Regions from separate parts of the Homo sapiens genome. Here region 2 is linked to region 1. Evidence: read pairs that join two places in POLR2A ChIA-PET (ENCODE). Cell type or tissue: CD4-positive, alpha-beta T cell. All regions are shown on one strand. Links, peaks and the distances in the headings refer to the core of each region. The heading gives the core; the rest is flanking DNA. Region 1 overlaps RHOH (ras homolog family member H). Region 2 overlaps N4BP2 (NEDD4 binding protein 2).

Region 1 (9,690 bases), core at 1,009-9,008:
AAAATTGTGAGTTTTGGGCAGCAACATGAATGATCAGCTTTAAATTGTTCATAGTCTTTGACCATGTTTAAGAATTATTCCTAAGACAACAACGCAAGGTGTTTTATTATAAAAGCAAGACTTCTCAACACAATGGTGTCTGCTAATAATAGAGAAACCAAGAAACAACTTAAAATGCCCAACAGAAATGTATAAGGTGATAAAGGTGACAAAGTGAGACCCTGTCTCAAAAAATATATACATATAATATTTGTATTTATAATATAAAAAGGCCTATATATGTATTCTTATACATGAATTCAGAATATGGAGGTAAATAAATATGTTAGAAATTATCTAGTGTGTGATAAGATTACATGATTTAAAATGTTTTTCATTTTTTCCTGTCTTTTTTATAAGTAGCATATATTGTTTGTATATAAAAAAGGCCAATAATCCTTATTAACAGAATGTCAGTTTTTGGTGTGAGGTTAATAAAGAAATTAGTTAAAATGATTCTGACATGAGAGTTTTTTCTGACATTTTGAAAGAAACCTAATGCTTTGAAAGCCCTAAGTCTATAATTAAATTGTATCTAATAAAATTTAGAGGCTCTTTAGATTTAGAGGGATTTTGAGTTTCTCAAAGCATAGAAAACGACTTTTAGTGAGAGATGTTGGAATTATCAGTTAAGTTTGTGAGTGGTTTCTGTTTTTAAAATATGAGATAATTAGCATTAGCTAGTATCAGGCTTTAAGCAAAATATAAAATATTCAAGTGATGAATACAGACGATTATTTCTACATTTTAACCTGTAAAAAGGTTCCCAAAGAGATTTTTTTTTCTTTTTTCTTTTAGTGAGACAGGATGTCACTCTGTTGCCCAGGCTAGAGTGCAGTGGCATGATGATGGCTCACTGCACCTTCCACCTCCTGGGGTCAGGTGATTCTCCCACCTCAGCCTCCCGAATTGCTGGGACTACAGGAATGCACCACCATGCCGGCTAAGTTTTGTATTTTTTTGTAGAGATGGGGTTTCACCATGTTGCCCAGACTGGTCTTGAATTCTTCAAGCATATTCACCCACCTCGGCCTCCCAAAGTGCTGGGATTACAGGCCTGAGCCATGGCGCCCAGTCAAGAGATCCTTTAAGAAGCACATTTTCCTTATGCATCTTAAATATTCAATTAGAAAAGAATTGACTTTCAAATATTTTGAAAGACATATCTTCTAGGTAAATCATAAATATATTCATTCTGTGTAAAGTAGGAAAATAAAGGAAAATTACCTTGTATCTTTTCATGGCCATTTCTCTACACAGTAATACCAAATATCTAAAAGTTTGTTAATTCAAAATGCCAAATATTAGTTGGAATATCATATAACTCTTTGAAAAGTTGATTCGTTTAGTGAAAAAGACTTTTCCTCTTAAACGGAGTGAAATCTCGTGTCTGATTTGTGTAATATTCCTGATTACATTGTGTGCGTGTGTGTGTGTGTGTGTGTGTGTGTGTGTGTGTTTCTGTGTTTCTTTCCGGCTTGGTTTAACAATAATTCATGATCATAAGAGGACAGCTATTGCTTGTAATGAACCCAGCTGATCAATGAACAATGCTTTGTATAACAATTGTGTAATTGAAAGTGATACAATACCTACCAACGGGGACTTAAAGCAACCAGGATTCATTTCTCCACGTAACAGGAATTCGGAGGTCTGCGTTTCCGGCCCTGGGCCAATGGCTCAATAAGACTGCCTGCCATTTTGTTGTCTTTTGTCATGGCTGCACGATGATTGCTGCAGCTTCTAGCCATGTACTCCATTCAAGACGCACGGGAAGGTTGGGGTGGAAAGGAGGATGAGTTGGCAGTGGTTGTCTCATTTTCCAGGAAACCAAGAATTTTCCCGGAGGCCTCCCAGATATCAGCTTCCGTGTCATTGGTAGAACTAGGTTACACAGCCACTCCAGCTGCCGTGAAGGTGGGAAACAGGAAATAGACTTATTATTAACAATTCCCTTAGAGCATACATTCCTAACAGGCAGGGTGGGTGGGTGTGGGGAACATGGTGGAGAATAGGGTGAGGGTTGTGGTGGGGCGTAGATGGGGTGGTGCTGTTGATATCATCCCTTAAGGGAAGGATATTGCTTTTGTGGGAGGGAAAAGGCAGGAAAAATATCCCACTCTATATGTATAAAGCACAGTTATACATACAGCATATATGCAGACATATAATTTGTCTATGGTATTAAAATTTCATGCATGGGGCAATTAGGAAAAAAGCGTCTAAAAATGCTCTTAGGGAGATGATGTTGAAAAAAAGTTGAGAAATACTGGGCTAGACCAAACATGATCCATTGCCTGAAGCTTACGTATTATCTATTACTGATGACAAAGAGAGGCACAGGTATGGAGTGGCAAACTAACAATGCGTGCCGTAGAGAATGTCATACATTAAATTAATGAACAGCTTACTTTATGTTGTAATTGTTGTTGGTCTTCTCTCATTGTACTGTAAACATCTTAAAAGTGGGAACTGTGTCTTATTTCGATGTATATCTTTGTATATTAGCACACTAGTCCCTCAAGAGGTATGTTTTGTAAGTTGAATGGAACAAACAACATTTTATTTAACATATACTTTATTTCTATTTTTTTTAAATTTTATTTATTTATTTATTTTGAGACAGCCTCTCTCTTTCTCACCGAGGCCAGAGTGCAGTGGTGCAATCTCAGCTCACTGCAACCTCTGCCTCCTGGGCTCAAGAGATTCTTGTGCCTCAGCCTCACAAGTAGCTGGGATTACAGACGTGTACCACCATGCCTGGCTAATTTTTTTGTTGTTGTATTTTTAGCAGAGACGGGCTTTCACTATGTTGGCCAGGCTGGTCTTGAACTCCCGGCCTCAAGTGATCCGCCTGCCTCGGCCTCCCAAAGTGTAATGTTGATTATTTTTAATGGCAAAAATGAAGTGATGCAGGAAGACATTTAAGCGTCATAGGTGATGTCTTGGGGGTAGTTTCACAGGATTTTTAGCGAGCTGTTTGATTGCTCTTATGTGGATGGTACAAAGACCAAAAGAGGTTTTGCAAACAGTGGAGTCATAAATGATTGTGCATGAGATAATTAGTTCTGATAGTTCCGTTAGTTTGTTTGTAAGAGATGAAAAGGAAATAAAATGGAAAAAGAGAGAAGATTTGTTTTGTTTTGTTTTACTTTTTAGCTGGATTGTTTTTTCTGTGCCTAAGCTGCTTCAGTTGTAAAATGGGAATTATAATGTCAAAATCCTTCCTTCTCGAATTGTGATGGTCAAATGAAAAGCTGTCTGAGAAAGCTGCCCCGAGCTGTCTAACAGTATTCCTCCAGCTGGACTATGCTTCTGAGTCATCCGATGCTTTAAAAATACATCTTCCCAGGAAAACATTGTAAACAACTCCCAGGGTACATAATGATTTAGATGATTAAATTTGGAGGCTGCCCTGACTTCACTACCCTGGGCCTCAACTGCTTTATAAATTATGAATACAGATACTTCCTAGGACTGTAGGGTGGATAGCAAATGAAGCGAATTAACTGCCAAATCCTTCCTTAACATCTTCGTTATGATCAATATTATGAACCTAGGCAATCTTCATCCATACATTGGACACTTGACCTTGGGATGGATTAGACTTCCTCAGTTTCCTTTGTCCTCTGTGCAAAATCTAGAATATTGCCAGCCTATCGTCAGAGTGCAACACGTTTGAGGAATTATTGCATGATTGATATTGTTGAGAGTTCAGATTAATGTCACTTCAGATAATCCACAGATGACATGGAAAACTGGTGGGCTACCGGTGCTATTTGAAGTCAACGAGGGCTTGCACTTAGCTGGGAATGGGCGAGAGAATAGGATTAATGCCCAGGAAGATATATCTTCTGATCCTCACCTCTCTTTTGTATATAGGTGATTTTTTAAAAAACTTCCTTCTCCTCCAATCAAAACTGGCTTTGAGGAAAGAATGGGACTGGATGCACATTTGTGTAAACATGCTAATGGTAAAAAAAAGTCTTTACCTTTCAGGGATATTTGCATTTCAACAAAGTACCAAACCTCAAGAGAAAGGGCTGCTCCAAGGATGGAAGATATATTTGGTAGGGAGAGGACTTTTTATCACCCTTGATTCACTCCATGTAAGCAGGGACCTTCTGGTAAGATGCTCCCTGATGGGGACTTGTTGGATGCTGGCCGTGCCAGCTGGCTGAAACCCCCAGGGTCAGACTTCCTTGCAGGGGATCCTTATCATGTGGATGGCAGCCACTGCTGATAGATTGGGGAACTGCTTCCTTTGCCATCTCCCTATAGGGAAGGTTCCCCTAAACTGAGTCCCTAATAATCTCAGAGCGAGACGTGTGCTGTGGGGATCTTATCATCTTATCAGATTTTTCTAAACTATAGTCCTTCTTAGAAGTGAGAGGCCCAGAACACTCTACTTTATGCAGGAATAGCAGAGATGACTCATGGTTGGGAAGACACTAGAATTCAGCCAGGAGAATATCATTAAAAGAGGGAGAAGGGAAAACAGACTTTTTGTGTGGTACAAAAACAAAACCCTCTGTATCATTATGTGAACAACGGTGCAAAAAAGAGGAGACACAGTTTACCCATGGGTAGCTAACTATGATAGTGAAAGTTGCCTTGAACCTTGTTTTAGAAAAATGGCAAGTGTGGGTCTCACTCTTCTAGTTCCTGACTTCTCTCTCTCTCTCTCTCGTTTCTCTTTTTTTTTTTTTCTCTCTCTCTCTCTCTCACACACACACCCATCTTGGGCCAGGTTTGTAAAGCCTCATGGGAAATGGAACACGGAAGAGTCTTCTGGGAGGTTTTAAAATTTAATTTTAGTCAGATTTAGTAAGATTTCTTCATACAAAACAAAACAAAAATTCTCTAAAAAAAATCCTTGTTAGGGTCTGGTTAAGACAACTAATAACAACAGATGTGAGGGCATAGTTCCTAGTTACCAAAGAATCGCTCTGGTGAGAGAGGAGTGGAGGCAAAAATTCCAGATGGTACCTGGGTAGCGATTGCACTCAGATGGGTCATCTGAGGACAGCTGCCCTAGACCGCTGCTCCTGAGCCTCTCCATTGTAATTTTCCTTCTTCTAGTTCCTTTTTAAAAATTTTTCTTTTTTGTTGAGATAGAGTCTTGCTCTGTCTCCCAGGCTGGAGTGCAGTGGCATGATCCCCAGTCACTGCAACTTCCGCCTCCCAGGTTTAAGTGATTCTCCTGCTCAGCCTCCTGAGTAGCTGGGATTACAGGTGTGTGCCACCACGCCCGGCTAATTTTTGTATTTTTAGTGGAGACAGGGTTTCACCATGTTGGCCAGACTGCTCTCAAACTCCTGTGCTCAAGTGATCTGCCCGCCTCAGCTTCCCAAAGTGTTGGGATTACAGGTGTGAGCCACTGTGCCTGGCCTAGTTCCTTTATTTTAAAAGCTTAAATGCATGAAGCATACAGTACTGTGAAGACTTGCTTGATGTGATGCAGGTTCCTTAATCTCCTCCTTTGCTATTTGGTTCGCAGATGGTGGTACGGGTGGCACTTTGGGGAAGGCGGGGCGGAAGGAAGCTTTCTGATGAATGTTTGCACAGTATACGAGAAGGTTACAAGATATGGGCATCATGCACAGGTGGCGAGGTGGTTAGAGAAAGGTAGATGGTGTTTGGGGATTACCCTCTGGTACATTTCAATTCACTTTGGGGTTATGAGATTTCAGAAGGTTAGCTAATGCTTACGTCCTGGGGTGGGCTCTTTTGTATTTCTTTGTTGTCTCTTTTTTATTTTTTAGAGACAGAGTTTTACTATATTGCCCAGACTGGTCTCAGACTCCTGGCCTCAAGCGATCCTCCCACCTCAGCCTCTGAGTTACAATTGTCTCTTGAAAGTAATTTCAGGTAGGCTTGGGGCTACCAAGGCAAGCCTAGGGAAGCCTACTACATGAAGAGGATTAGAGTCCTCTGGAGAAGTTGGATTCATATGAAGAGATACTAATCAGAAAGTTGGGAGTTAGTCATCCATGGAAAACAGGCATGTTTGAGAATCATATTCTGGCAGTGCCCATCCATGCATTATCAGTGGAGAGAGAACCTTGGCTAATGGACTTCCCCAGTTTTGATCCCATGGATAAGACCATGGGGGAGAGGGTAAGGCTTAGGCTAATGCATATTCTTGGATCATTCAGTCACCTCCTTCCACTCTGAGTCCCTGTTGACCAGGGAATGTCTTGGTGTCATAGCTTGGCTTTCCAATGGCTCTCCCCGTGGGGAAAGAATACACAGGCTGTGTTGATGGTATTCTAGTCCTGACGAGAGCTGCGTTTCTCATGGTCAGCAAATGAATTGGCATCCGATATATAAGCAAATCTTGTGACTGTAAAGTCATATACTTTCTTGTTAGTTGAGGGAATCAGATTTCTGAGGGTAAGAGGTGAAGCCAAGAACATGGCAAATTCATTATCTTGATAAAAACTACCCGGTAAGGCTGCCCATTTTCTTTCAAACTGCAACACCATATGTCCAGCGAGGTTCCTCTTACGAGACATCAGGGGTATCAGGAGTGGGTGCCAAGCTGGAGTCCTGAGAATGAGGGAAATAGGAGACCATGAGTTTTGAGCACCACCGCAATTTCTCTTCTCCTTTTGTCCCTCTTGCTTTAGGTAGTAATGCATGCCTTAAGATAATAAAAGGTCTGTCTTTGTGGGCTCTTCATTGCCATAGAAAAATGATTGGTATGAGTTTCCCAAGGCCTCGGATAAAAATATTTCTTCAGAGAGGGTTTTGAAAACTTATGCCAGTTACCTGGGTGGACTCCAATCTTTCAAGCACTGTGTGTCTTTTCCTGGTCCTCCCTCGCTCCCTCCTTCCTTTCCTTCCTTCTCTAAACAGAGTCTAAGGTAATGCCCCTCTCCAGTTTCTTGGGATAGGGAAGGGGGTGGAATTACTTCTGACTCACCCTTACCCTTATGGTGTACCCTTTGGGGTTCTGGCTAAAATATATGTATTGGGAAGTGGGACGCAGTGGCTCACGCCTGTAATCCCAGCACTTTGGGAGGCCAAGGCGGGTGGATCACTTGAGGTCAAGAGTTCAAGACCAGCCTGGCCAACACCCATCTCTACTAAAAATGCAAAAATTAGCCTGGTGTGGTGGTGCATGCCTGTAATCCCAGCTACTCAGGAGACTGAGGCATGAGAATCGCTTGAACCTGGGAGGTGGAGAGGGTGGTGAGCCAAAATCACGCCACTGCAGTCCAGCCTGGGTGACAGAGCGAGACTCTGTATCAAAAAACAAACAAATAAGTAAAATATATATATTGGGGTCCATTAGTTTTTCCACCCTGGGTGGACTCTGACCTTTGACTTCTGTCATCCTTGCCCCATGAAGCCATCGGAACTGCAGCTCGTTTTCCGCTTTTTCATCGCCATTTCTTTCAGCTGACAAATGCTGTTTACCTCACTGGCTTCTCCTTTATTCTTAGGTTTTGGCCTGACAGTTGCTATTTTTTTTTTTTTTTTTAGCTCTTTGATACTTTTAAGAAAATGGTTTTTAGGCCATGCACAGGGGCTCATGCTTGTAATCCCAGAACTTTGGGAGACCGAGGTGGGTGAATTGCTTGAGCTCAGGAGTTTGAGACCAGCCTGGCCAACATGGTGAAACCCCGTCTCGATTAAAAATACAAAAACTAGCCGGGCGTGGTGGCAGGTGCCTGTAATCCCAGCTACTCCAGAGGCTGAGGCAGGAGAATTGCTTCAACCCGGGAGGCAGAGGTGGCAGTAAGCCGAGATCGCACCACTGCACTCCAGCCTGGGCGACACAGTGAGACTCCATCTCAATAAAAAAAAAGAAACAAAAAATAAAAACATAAGGACTTTTGACAAAAATATGATTCTTTAGGCAAGAGGTTTATTTCTCTAAGTGTCAGTTTCTCTGAAAACTTTGAGGATTGGATTGGATATAAATTTCCCCAAGCACAATGTGTGTACCAATGGTGGGAAACAAGATCTTTTTAGGGCAAGCATTTAAAAAATGTTTTTAGTAGGTATATGTTTCTTTGAATGTTTTCAGAAAAAAATTATAAGTGACAATCAAATCTATGATTTCATCTATTTAATTGCTTAGGACAAGGCCATATGAGTTCACTTAGAGTTGATTTTTAAAACATACCACATAAATGATAGTTCAAATATGGTTATCAGATGACTGAAATTTGGGGGCAGGATTAGAAGATGATCTTTCAGATTTTGACTAACTTGACTATTCTGGTCTCAATGACGAAAGGAAACAAGTTCCCATAAGTCATTACAGTGGAATCCAATGATATTATCCAAGAAACCAATATTCCTAGGATCTTAGTTCTCCTAGAAATCTTTCTAGCATGCTGAGCAGGATGGGTTGGACACAGTCCAAATCACTGGAATATTACAAATTTAAAAAATTGTTTTGAGTGGTGTGTGAAAGAGACCTGCTCTGAGGACTTCTAGAATGAGTGAGAAGGGAACTTACAGACCTACTGAGACTTGCTCCTCTGTCAGATGTGGCAGGAGGGTCGGGGTCTTGGAGTTGTTCAAGTAATTTCATCAGTTAGGGGTTAATCCTGACCCAGGATCCAGTCCTGCTGGGCCATACTTTCTTAAAGTGACTATCCAGTGACACTAGCAAATGTTACCTCTTCCCGGGAAGAAATGACAGGATGTGTTTGTATTTTCTTTTACAAAGGATCATGCGATTTTATTTTTACTTTTTTTTTGTTATAGAAGTGGTATATGTCTGTGAAGGAAACTCAGAAAACATAGATAAGCACACACAAAAAATTTGTAATTGCACCAGTATGAGCATTGTTAAAATCTTAGTATAGTTTCTTACTTTTTTCCTCTCTCTATTTTTACTAAAAAATCAGGATTACGTTGCACATACCGATTTGAACTTGCCTTTCTTTGATCCATATAACAATGTTGTCACATACTTTTCCCCACATTATTAAATATTGTTCTACAATAGTAAGGAATTCAATGATAAAAGAGGCATATTGTCTTCCTCCCACCTTATACAAGTTATTTTGTGTGGCAGCTTGACTTGTATTTTAGAAGTAGAGACAAATTAAGGCAAAAATAAATAGAAATGGCAAATTAATTCCACAAGGAGTGTGTTTTCTGAAAGTCCCTGCTGCTAGAAACGGAATTAGGATTATGCCTCCTGGTTTCAAACATGTCGATAATAGCTGTGTGTGCTACTCGAGTGGCGTCAAAGATGGATGTCCAACTCCATATTGGAGCTGTGGGTAACCTAGTGACAGCCACAAATCACCCTTCTAAGAGCAGATGGTCAGGGAGCACCTTTCCAGTTTAGAGCATATACCAGTTGCTCTCCTGATGGACATCTGGTCCATGATATTTGACTGTTTTAAGGTATGGAGTGCTTTGTACAAGGTACAAAACTTCTGTCCTTGGTATGAACATTTGGGAGGCAAGTGAGTGATAATGACCCACGGCTGCCTTTTTGTCCGGCAAAGCACGAGGATGCTTTGGAGAACGGAAGGATTTCATCGAGTCCAAAGGACACTCACCTCTAGGCCTCTCAGCCTCCTTGGCCACGTGGTTGTTCTGCTACTGAGAGTCTGCAGATGAGCTGGTGGTTTCTCCAAGCTTCCGAGAGCTCTCTCAGGTATTTATTATATGCAC
Region 2 (9,690 bases), core at 802-8,801, 82 kb before region 1:
CTACCATGCCTGGGTATTTTTATTTTATTTTTGGAGATGGAGTCTCGCTCTGTTGCCCAGGCTGGAGTACAGTGGTGTAATCTTGGCTCACTGCAACCTCCATCTTTCGGGTTCAAACGATTCTCCTGCCTCAGCCTCCCAAGAATCAGGGACAACAGATGTGTGCCACCATGCCTGGCTAATTTTTAGTAATTTTAGTAGAGACAGGGTTTCACCATGTTGGCCAGGCTGGTCTCAAACTCCTGACCTCAAGTGAGCCACCTGCCTTAGCCTCCTAAAGTGCTGGGATTACATGCATGAGCCACCATGCCCACGAATTTTTGAATTTATTATAGAGACAGTTTTGCCATGTTGCCCAGGCTGGTCTCGAGTTCTGGGGTCAGTGATTCACCTGCCTTGCCCTCCCAAAATGCTGGAATTAAAGGCATGAGCCACTGTGCCTGACCGGCTGCATCTTCTTCTTCTTTTTTTCTTTTTTTTAATTTTATTTGTTTGAAACAGGGTCTTGCTCTGTTGCCCAGGCTGGAGTGCAATGGTACAATAAGGCTCACTGCAGCCTCAACCTCCTGGGTTTAAGTGAGCCTCCTGTCTTAGACTCCCAAGTAGGTGGAACCACAGGCATGTGCCACCATGCCTGGCTACTTTTATTTTTTGTAGAGATGGGGTCTTGCCATGTTGCCCAAGCTGGTCTTACACTCCTGGGCTCAAGTGATCCTCCTGCCTCAGCTTCCCAAAGTGCTGGGATTATCAACATGAACCACCATGCCCAGCCAGCTGCATCTTTTTCAGCTTTTAATATTTACCTCTATTTTTTTATTTCTATAAAAACATGAAGGAAATCTTATTTAAAGATAATTATATATATTAGTAATAAGAAATGTCTATCTTACTATTAAAGATGTCTATCTCTGAGAAAATATATATATATATTTTTTTGAGATGGAGTCTCGCTCTGTCGCCCAGGCTGGAGTGCAGTGGTGCGATCTTGGCTCGCTGCATGCTCCGTCTCCCGGGTTCATGCCATTCTCCTGCTTCAGCCTCCTGAGTATCTGGAACTACAGGTGCCTGCCACCGCGCCCGGCTAATTTTTTGTATTTTTTAGTAGAGACGGGGTTTCACCGTGTTAGCCAGGATGGTCTTGATCTCCTGACCTTGTGATCCACCTGCCTCGGCCTCCCAGAGTGCTGGGATTACAGGCGTGAGCCGCCATTCCTGGCCAAAACAAAATATTTTAGAGAAAAATTTTAGAAACTTATGAGTTTGAATTAAAAAAATTACTCTTCCTTTTCAAATAGAAGCTTCACTTTGAATTTTATTTTTGGTCTTTATTTCAAAATATCTAAATATATGAAGCCATACTTGCAGTAGATTTCGTTTGGATTTCGTCTTACTCTTTTCTGGAATTCTGAAAATTAGTATTAAAGAATTCCAGGTCAAAAGGGAAAACATCTTAGAGGTTATTTAGTCTAATTCTCAAGGGAAAAGAATAATTCTTAGATGGTGTTCTTAAAACATTTTAACACTTTCTTATTCGTTTGACTGCACAAAGGAGCACCTTTATATTTGGCTGTAATACATCCAGTTAAGGCATAGGGATTGCTCTACCTTCATATTTATTTTTTAAATTTATCTTGGTTAACTAAATTAGAAATATACTGCCATTCCCATCTTTGTATCCTAACGCAATCCAAGGAATAACCTCTTCAGTAGATCTTAAAATTTTAGTGTCCTGTCAAATAGCCTCTTCAATTAATATATGTATTAATTTGAGGCAATGAATTTTCTTTCTTCTTTCTGTTTTTTTTTTTTGAGTCTCGTTCTGTCACCCAGGCTGGAGTGCAGTGGTGCGTTCTTGGCACACTGCAACCTCCACCTCCTGGGTTCGAGTGATTCTCCTGCCTCAGCTTCCCAAGTAGCTGGGATTACAGGCATGCGCCACCATACCCAGCTAATTTTTGTAATTTTAGTAGAGACAGGGTTTCACCATGTTGGCCAGGCTGGTCTTGAACTCCTGACCTCAAGTGATTCGGCTTCCCAAAGTGTTGGGATTACAGGCATGAGCCACAGCACCCAGCCAGCAATGGATTTTCTTTAAAAAAAAAATAAATAAATAAAATAAGGAAACTCTAACACTTAGGCTTAAATGGTGTGATACTTTCTATTGAAATGCCATTTTCCACTATTAAAACTTGTCTTTACAGTTCTACCCTCCCTTTAATATCTTGATGTAATAGGTGAACAAATGAGCATCTTTTGACTTCACAACTTACTCCTTTTTTTTGCTATCAGTGATTTTTGCTTGTTTTTCTTTTTCTTTTCTTTTTTTTGAGACACAGTCTGGCTTTGTTACAGGCTGGAGTGCGGTGGCACCATCTCAGCTCACTGCACCTTTGCCTTTTGGGCTCAAGCCATCCTCCCACTTCAGCCTCCCAAGTAGCTGGGACTACAGGTGTGAGTCACGATGCCCTGCTAGTTTTTATTTTGTTTTGTTTTGTTTTTTTTGAGACAGAGTCTCGCTGTGTTGCCCAGGCTGGAGTGCAGTGGCACAGTCTCGGCTCACTGCAACCTCCACTTCCCAGGTTCAAGCGATTCTCCTGCCTCAGCCTCCCAAGTAGCAGGAATTACAGGTGTCTGCTACCACGCCCTGCTAATTTTTGTATTTTTAGAAGAGATGGGGTTTCACCATGTTGGCCAGGCTGGTCTCAAACTCCTGAGCTCAAGCAATTCACCTGCCTCGGCCTCCCAAAGTGCTAGGATTATAGGTATGAGCTACCACACCTGGCCTTTTCTTGTTTTTCTGTAGATTGGGTAATATAATAGAAGCTGGTTGGCTTTGTCCCAAGGATACCCACCTTTACCTTCACATGCAGCCTGAGAAAGATAATTTTTTTCTTTCTTTTTTTTCTCGAATAGAGATGAGGTCTTGCAGTGTTGCCCAGGCTGGTCTCGAACTCCTGGCTTCAAGCAGTCCTTCTACCTTGGCCTCTCAAAGTGCTGGGATTGTAAGTGTAAATGACACTGCACTCAGCCAGATAATTTCCTGATGCTGTCCTCACTCTTTGTCCCCAAAGGAGAAATATACTTTGTATATATTTTTTAAAGCAAAAAATATAACTTTAGACATAATATATGAATAGAATAATTAATTTTAAGATGATTAAGGTTACAAGGTTTTAGTTCATTGATGAAACCTCAGAATTTATAGTTTAGAAACTTTGACCCGATAGATTGGTAGAAAATCTGATGATTGAATTTTTTAGTAAGTTTAGATTACATGCATATCTTAAGTAAAATGTGAAATATTTTAATTTATTTTTTTTTGAGGCTGGGTTTCACTGTGTTGCCCATGCTGGAATGTGCAGTGGCGCAATCTCCTGGGCTCAAGCAATTCTGTCACCTCAGCCCCTCAAGTAGCTGGGACCAGAAGCGCACATCACCACACCTGGCCAAAAATAAAATATATTTTTAGTATAGATGGGGTTTTGCCATGTTGCCCAGGCTGGTCTCGAACTCCTGGGCTCAAGCGATCTGCCCACCTTGGCCTTCCAAAGTGCTAGGATTATAGACATGAGCCACTGCACCCAGCCAGAAATATTTTAAATTCTTCAGGTAGCTTGTTTCCATCACTCTTGTTGTATGTTCAGCTTTATCACTCCTTTTTAGTCATATTGTTACCTCTTGTGGTTCCTCTTTTATTGCTGTTTGGTGTTATAAATGGCCTAAGTATGGTTAAGCTTTAAAATAAATAACAATTCTAGCATTTTCCCAGATTATTTTGTTTATTTATTTTTGATATAGGGTATCACTCTGTTGTCCAGCCTGGAGTGCAGTGACTTCATCTGAGCTCACTCTAGCCTTGACCTCCTGGGCTCAAGCCATCCTCCCACCTCAGCTGGGACTCTTGCCATCACACCTGGCCAGCTTTTAAAAAACAATTTTATGTAGAGATAGGGTCTTGCTGTGTTGCCAGGTTGGTCTTGAACTCTTGGGTTCAAGGAATCCTCCTACCTCAGCTATTGTAATTTTTAAATTTAGGAATTTTCAGTCATTTTATTGCCTTTGAAACTGTATAGGAAGTTATTTTTCAGACATCAGCATTTTTGTAGCAAACAAAATTATTTTGTTATATCACAATGTTTAAGAATATTTATTATCATCTTAGGTTAGAATTAAAATAGCATATTTTTAGGAAAGTTCTTTTTGTCTGACAGTTTAGAGCAGATCCAAATATGAAATGTGAGTAATAATATAATTCTTATACAGTTATTTTGGAGTAAATATATTTGTGAAAAACTGAAAAAAAAAAATTGTGAATTCCAAGATTTCTGTCAATCTGAATTTGCAGCTTGTTTGTACACTGTAGTTTCTGCCCATTGAGGAGAATATGTTTTGAGGACGATGTTCACAGCATCACACAGTGTCACTTTTATGAGGACCCATGGGGAAATTTCTCTCAGGTCTCAGTACCAGAAAAAGCTGTACTTCTGAGCAACTGGTTTGTTTTTATTTTATGGACACTGAGAATCTTTGTTTTCCCCTTTGCTTTGGCCACTAAGAGTCTCAGAACTAAATTTGTGGCCTACTTGTAGCAATTGTACAGGATTTTGTGGCATGCATTTATATACTAATACTGCTAGCCTTAGCTTATATTTTATCTTTATTTTCTCTGACTTCATTTATTTTTATCCTGTTTATGTGTGTGTATGTATATATATGCCTCTATATCTTCATCCTTTTAATGATTCAATGTGTTGGATATGCATGTGTGACAGTATGTGTATATATATTTACATACAGATGCCCACACATACATGTATACATGTGATTGTGTGTGTGTGTGTATATTTATAAGCAACTTCAAATACTTTGCAAAAAATGAGATATAAATAAATAGTGCAAGAGTACTCGTATTACTAATTTCAGCCTTTAATCCGTAAAGAAAGTCTGTGATTGCTTTTAAATCATCAGTAGTTTTGCAACAAGTTAACCATGCCTTTGGTCAGTGTTTCTAGTATTACACATTTCATCTTGAACATGATTTTTATGTTTTTGTTTTAGAAAAGGGAGACCCTTATGTTTGAAAAAGATTGTGCCACTAAACTAAAGGAGAAGCAGCTCTTTAAGATATTTCCAGCCATTAACCAAAATTTTCTGGTGGACATTTTCAAGGACCACAAGTGAGTGCTAGAAGGATTGTCTGTAGTTTCTACTCTGATGTCACTGAAAGCATATGCCATGTTTATTTTTCTGATAACAAAAATAATGTAAGTCTACAGTAGTCTCTCCTAATCTGTGGGTATTATTCCAAGACCCACAGTGGGTGCATGAAACCACGAATATAGCTAAACCCTCTATATACCCTCTATATACTATGTTTTTTTCCTATAAATAAGAATTGATTTACAAATTAGGCACAGTAAAAAATTAACAACTATAACTAACAATAAAATAGAACAATTATAACAATATATTGTAATATAAGTTATGTAAACATGGTCTCTCTCTCTGTGTCTCAAAATACAGTTGTCCTTCAGTATCTGGGAGATTGGTTACAGGACAGAAAATCTTTACCATTATTGTTTCTGAGTTTTATGTTTTATTTAGGGAGTCTGTTATGTCCTAATATTATAAAAATTTTTCTTTATTATTTTAAATGTCTACCTTTTTATGTATGTGGTATGAGGTAGAGATTTATAAATGAGCTAGAGATTTAACTTGTCTTTCCAAATGACTAACCAAATGAATGGATCATCTTTGCCCACTTATATAAAACATAACCAGTAATTCTACATCTCCAAATATATATTTTAAGGACTTTAATTCCATTGAGCTATTTGTTAGATCCTGAGTTGCCACCGTGTTGTTTTAATTATTGTAGTGTTATGTTAGGTATATCAGGAATGCTCTGGTTTGAAAAATACATACTTTTGATCATGTATTTTTCTTAAATTCTTCACAAGAGCTTGTTTTAAATAGGTACTTTTTGAGAATCTTTTGAGAATCTAATATAGATTTTGATCTTTAGTTTATTAATATATTTCATATCAATCACAATAATGGATTTCTGGAATAAAACCTACTTTACTTTCAGATTTTTTTTTTTTCCTTTAATGCAGGTAGGAATTGATTTACTAATTCATTGGTATTTTTACAATAGTAATGAAATGGTGTTGGTCTGTGATTTTTTTTTTTCTGTTCCTGGGCTATTTTTGTCAGATTTTGGTTTCAGTGTTTTATTTGGTGTCAGGCTTAATAAAATAAACTGGCAGCCCGCCATTTTTCCCTCTGCTGTGGAAAGTTTAAAGAACTTAGTACCTTGAAGGTTCTGGGCTTGTACCTTCTCAGAGAGAGAATCTTGGTTTATTGGTCAAAGTCTATTTTATGCTGTCTTATCATTTATTTTTTACTGATATCTTTCTCTTAAAATTTGTTAGTATATTTTCAACTCTGGTTAGTTTATTTCCTTTCAGTCTTTAATAACATACATTTAAGGTATGAATTTTTCTCTATATGTTTTGATTTTGATACATATTTTAATTTTCATTATTTTCTAAATCTCAAATTTTAGTTTGATTTTCTGTTTACCCTGGAATTTCTTTCTCCTTTTTTTTGAAACAGAGTCTCACTTTGTCTCCCAGGCTGGAGTGCAGTGGCACCATCGTGGCTCACTGCAGCCTCCGCCTCCCGGGTTCAAGTGATTCTCCTGCCTCAGCCTCCTAAGTAGCAGGGATTACAGGCGCACACCACTACGCCTGGCTAATTTTTGTATTTTTAGTAGAGACAAGGTTTCACTATGTTGGCCAGGCTGGTCTCGAACTCCTGACCTCAGCTGATCCACCCACCTTGGCCTCCCAAAGTGCTGGGATTACAGGCGTGAGCCACCTCCCCTGGCCAATTTTTAAGGCATATAAAAACATGAGTGAATTTTATGTTTAGACTTGGACCCCATTCCCAAGATACCTCATTATGTATATACAGATATTCCAAAATTTGGAAAGATCTGAAATCTCAGCCACTTCTGATTCCAAGTGTTTCAGATGAGGAGTAGTCAACATATACTTTTTTGTGTGTGTGTGTTTGTGTGAGACAGGATCTTGCTGTTGCCCAGGCTGGAGTGCAGTGGCACGATCTTGGCTCATTGCAGCCTTGACCTCCTAAGCTCAAGTGATCCTCCCACCTCTGCCTCCCAAGTAGCTGGGACTATAGACACGTGCCACCACGCCTGGCTAGTTTTTGTATATTTTTTGTAGAGATGGAGTTTCACCATGTTGCCCAGGCTGGTCTTGAACTCCTGAGCTCAAGGGATTCTTCCCCTATTGGCCTCCCAAAGTTCTGGGATTACAGGTGTGAACCACCGTGCCCAGCCCAGTCTGTACTTAAGAATATTTATTCTCTGCTGAGTGTGCAGAGTTCTAAATATGTCACCTAAATCAAATCTTTAAAAGTAGTATTCCAATCCCTAATTTTCTTATTTATTTTTGCTACCTAACTTGCTATTTTCTGAGAGTTTTGTGTTAAAATCTCCCAGATGCCAGAGGTTGATGCTAGCATATGGCCACTCCTGTTCTATGAGTACCTAGAGCAAGAGGCCTGAGGTGAAATAGCTCAGAGTTGTGCTTCCCCAGGCAAAGGAGGGGGCTGGGTGTGTCCTTCTGGGGATGGTCAGTGATTGGTCAGCCAGGGCCCTCATGTTAGGTGGCTGATTGCCTCCATTTGTCTGCCAACGGCTGGCTGATTCTCTCAGCTAGCAGTAGGTTCAGCTTCATCCTGGTAAGAAGGGTAGGTGAGCTCAGTTACTACAGTATGTGCTTGAGGTGTAATCTTCTAGGGCTGTTTGCCTCAAACAACATCAGGGCTGGAGACTGACTTCCAGCAGGTGAGTGATTTTAAGGCCTAGAAAGGATGTGGATAATTGTTGGTAGCATCCAGCCCCTAATACTGATATCCTTTGTGTTGAGCATATCTGAGGCAGCAAGATGAGAGGGGAAGTGGAACTGGTAGTTGCACATGGCTTCCTTTCAAGGGTTGTCTTTAATAAATTGAAGAATAGCAAAATACCACATTATTTTGGATAATTAGTTTACCAAATTTCTTTCCCTTTTGCTTTCTTGCTTCTTTCTTTCTTTCTCTCTTTCTTCCTTCCTCCCTTCCTTCCTTCCTTTCTCTCTCTCTCTCTCTCTTTCTTTCTTTTTTATTTTATTTTATTTTATTTTTTATTATTATACTTTAAGTTTTAGGGTACATGTGCACAATGTGCAGGTTAGTTACATATGTATACATGTGACATGCTGGTGTGCTGCACCCACTAACTTGTCATCTAGCATTAGGTATATCTCCCAATGCTATCCCTCCCCCCTCCCCCCACCCCACAAGAGTCCCCAGAGTGTGATGTTCCCCTTCCTGTGTCCATGTGTTCTTATTGTTCAATTCCCACCTATGAGTGAGAATATACGGTGTTTGGTTTTTTGTTCTTGCGATAGTTTACTGAGAATGATGATTTCCAATTTCATCCATGTCCCTACAAAGGACATGAACTCATCATTTTTGATGGCTGCATAGTATTCCATGGTGTATATGTGCCACATTTTCTTAATCCAGTCTATCATTGTTGGACATTTGGGTTGGTTCCAAGTCTTTGCTATTGTGAATAGTGCTGCAATAAACATACGTGTGCATGTGTCTTTATAGCAGCATGATTTATAGTCCTTTGGGTATATACCCAGTAATGGGATGGCTGGGTCAAATGGTATTCCTAGTTCTAGATCCCTGAGGAATCGCCACACTGACTTCCACAGTGGTTGAACTAGTTTACAGTCTTTCTTTCTTTCTTTTCTTTCTTTCACAGAGTTTGCTCTTGTTGTTCAGGCTGGAGTGCAGTGGCACCATCTCGGCTCACTGCAACCTCTGCCTCCTGAGTTCAGGCAATTCTCCTGTCTCAGCCTCCCAAGTAGTTGGGATTACAGGCGCCCGCCACCATGCCCGGCTAATTTATTTTTGTATTTTTAGTAGAGACAGGGTTTCACCATGTTGGCCAGGCTGATCTTGAACTCCTGACCTCAGGTGATCCACCTGCCTCGGCCTCCCAAAGTGTTGGGATTACAGGCGTGAGCCACCATGTCTGCCTAGTTAACCAGATTTCAAAAAATATTCGTATATGGTCAGTTCCTCAGTATCTGGCCAATGGAAGAGGTGAGAGACATAAATAGTGTGAAATACTGAGCAGCATATAATTTTTTTGAATGATTTTCTTTAGATATTGGAACGTGAGTGTGTCAGACATTTGTTGATTTGTAGAATTTCATTCTACAGATAATATAGTATCACCGTCAAGATATGACTGAATAATGCAGGGATGAGAGGTAGGGTAGTGCTTAAGTTTTTCTTTTCTGTATCCCTGCTTAGAATTTGACTAAAATCCCATGGTAAAAGTAAATGTAGAATTTGACACAATAAAAATGTCAGCTTAAAGGTCTATTGTCTGTGTTTGATGTTTGAAGGAAACCACATATAAATCCAACAAAGGATTTAAGAAGAATAGGTGATAAAATGAAAGAAAGATTTGTTATGGCTAATCTGCCTGGTATAAAGGATTAGAAATTGAATCTATCTATCTATCTATCTATCTATCTATCTATCTATCTATCTATCTATCTTTTTTTTGAGACAAAGTCTTGCTCTGTCGCCCAGGCT

What was found. ChIA-PET counts read pairs that join two places held together with the same protein. Peaks named below come from ENCODE experiments on the same cell type or tissue, not always from the same donor. Only the 100,000 strongest peaks of a DNase experiment are listed, where the experiment ranks them.
Region 2: POLR2A ChIA-PET joins it to region 1 with 12 read pairs; 3 of 35 experiments call an interaction of 5 or more read pairs at or near these places.

Annotation. Positions count from the first base shown.
Region 1 is chr4:40,208,626-40,218,315 of GRCh38, forward strand. All of the region lies in intron 1 of RHOH (ras homolog family member H), which reads left to right. Among named protein-coding and RNA genes, the nearest start is that of RHOH, 16 kb to the left of the region's middle. RefSeq lists an enhancer at 4,777-4,826. In CD4-positive, alpha-beta T cell, for the core only: no CTCF peak of the experiment used is centred there; a DNase peak (open chromatin) is centred at 5,616; H3K4me3 peaks cover 4,649 bases; H3K27ac peaks cover 7,187 bases.
Region 2 is chr4:40,126,743-40,136,432 of GRCh38, forward strand. N4BP2 (NEDD4 binding protein 2) reads left to right here. Exons shown (of 18, transcript NM_018177.6): 13 at 5,059-5,177. Among named protein-coding and RNA genes, the nearest start is that of RHOH, 65 kb to the right of the region's middle. In CD4-positive, alpha-beta T cell, for the core only: no CTCF peak of the experiment used is centred there; no DNase peak of the experiment used is centred there.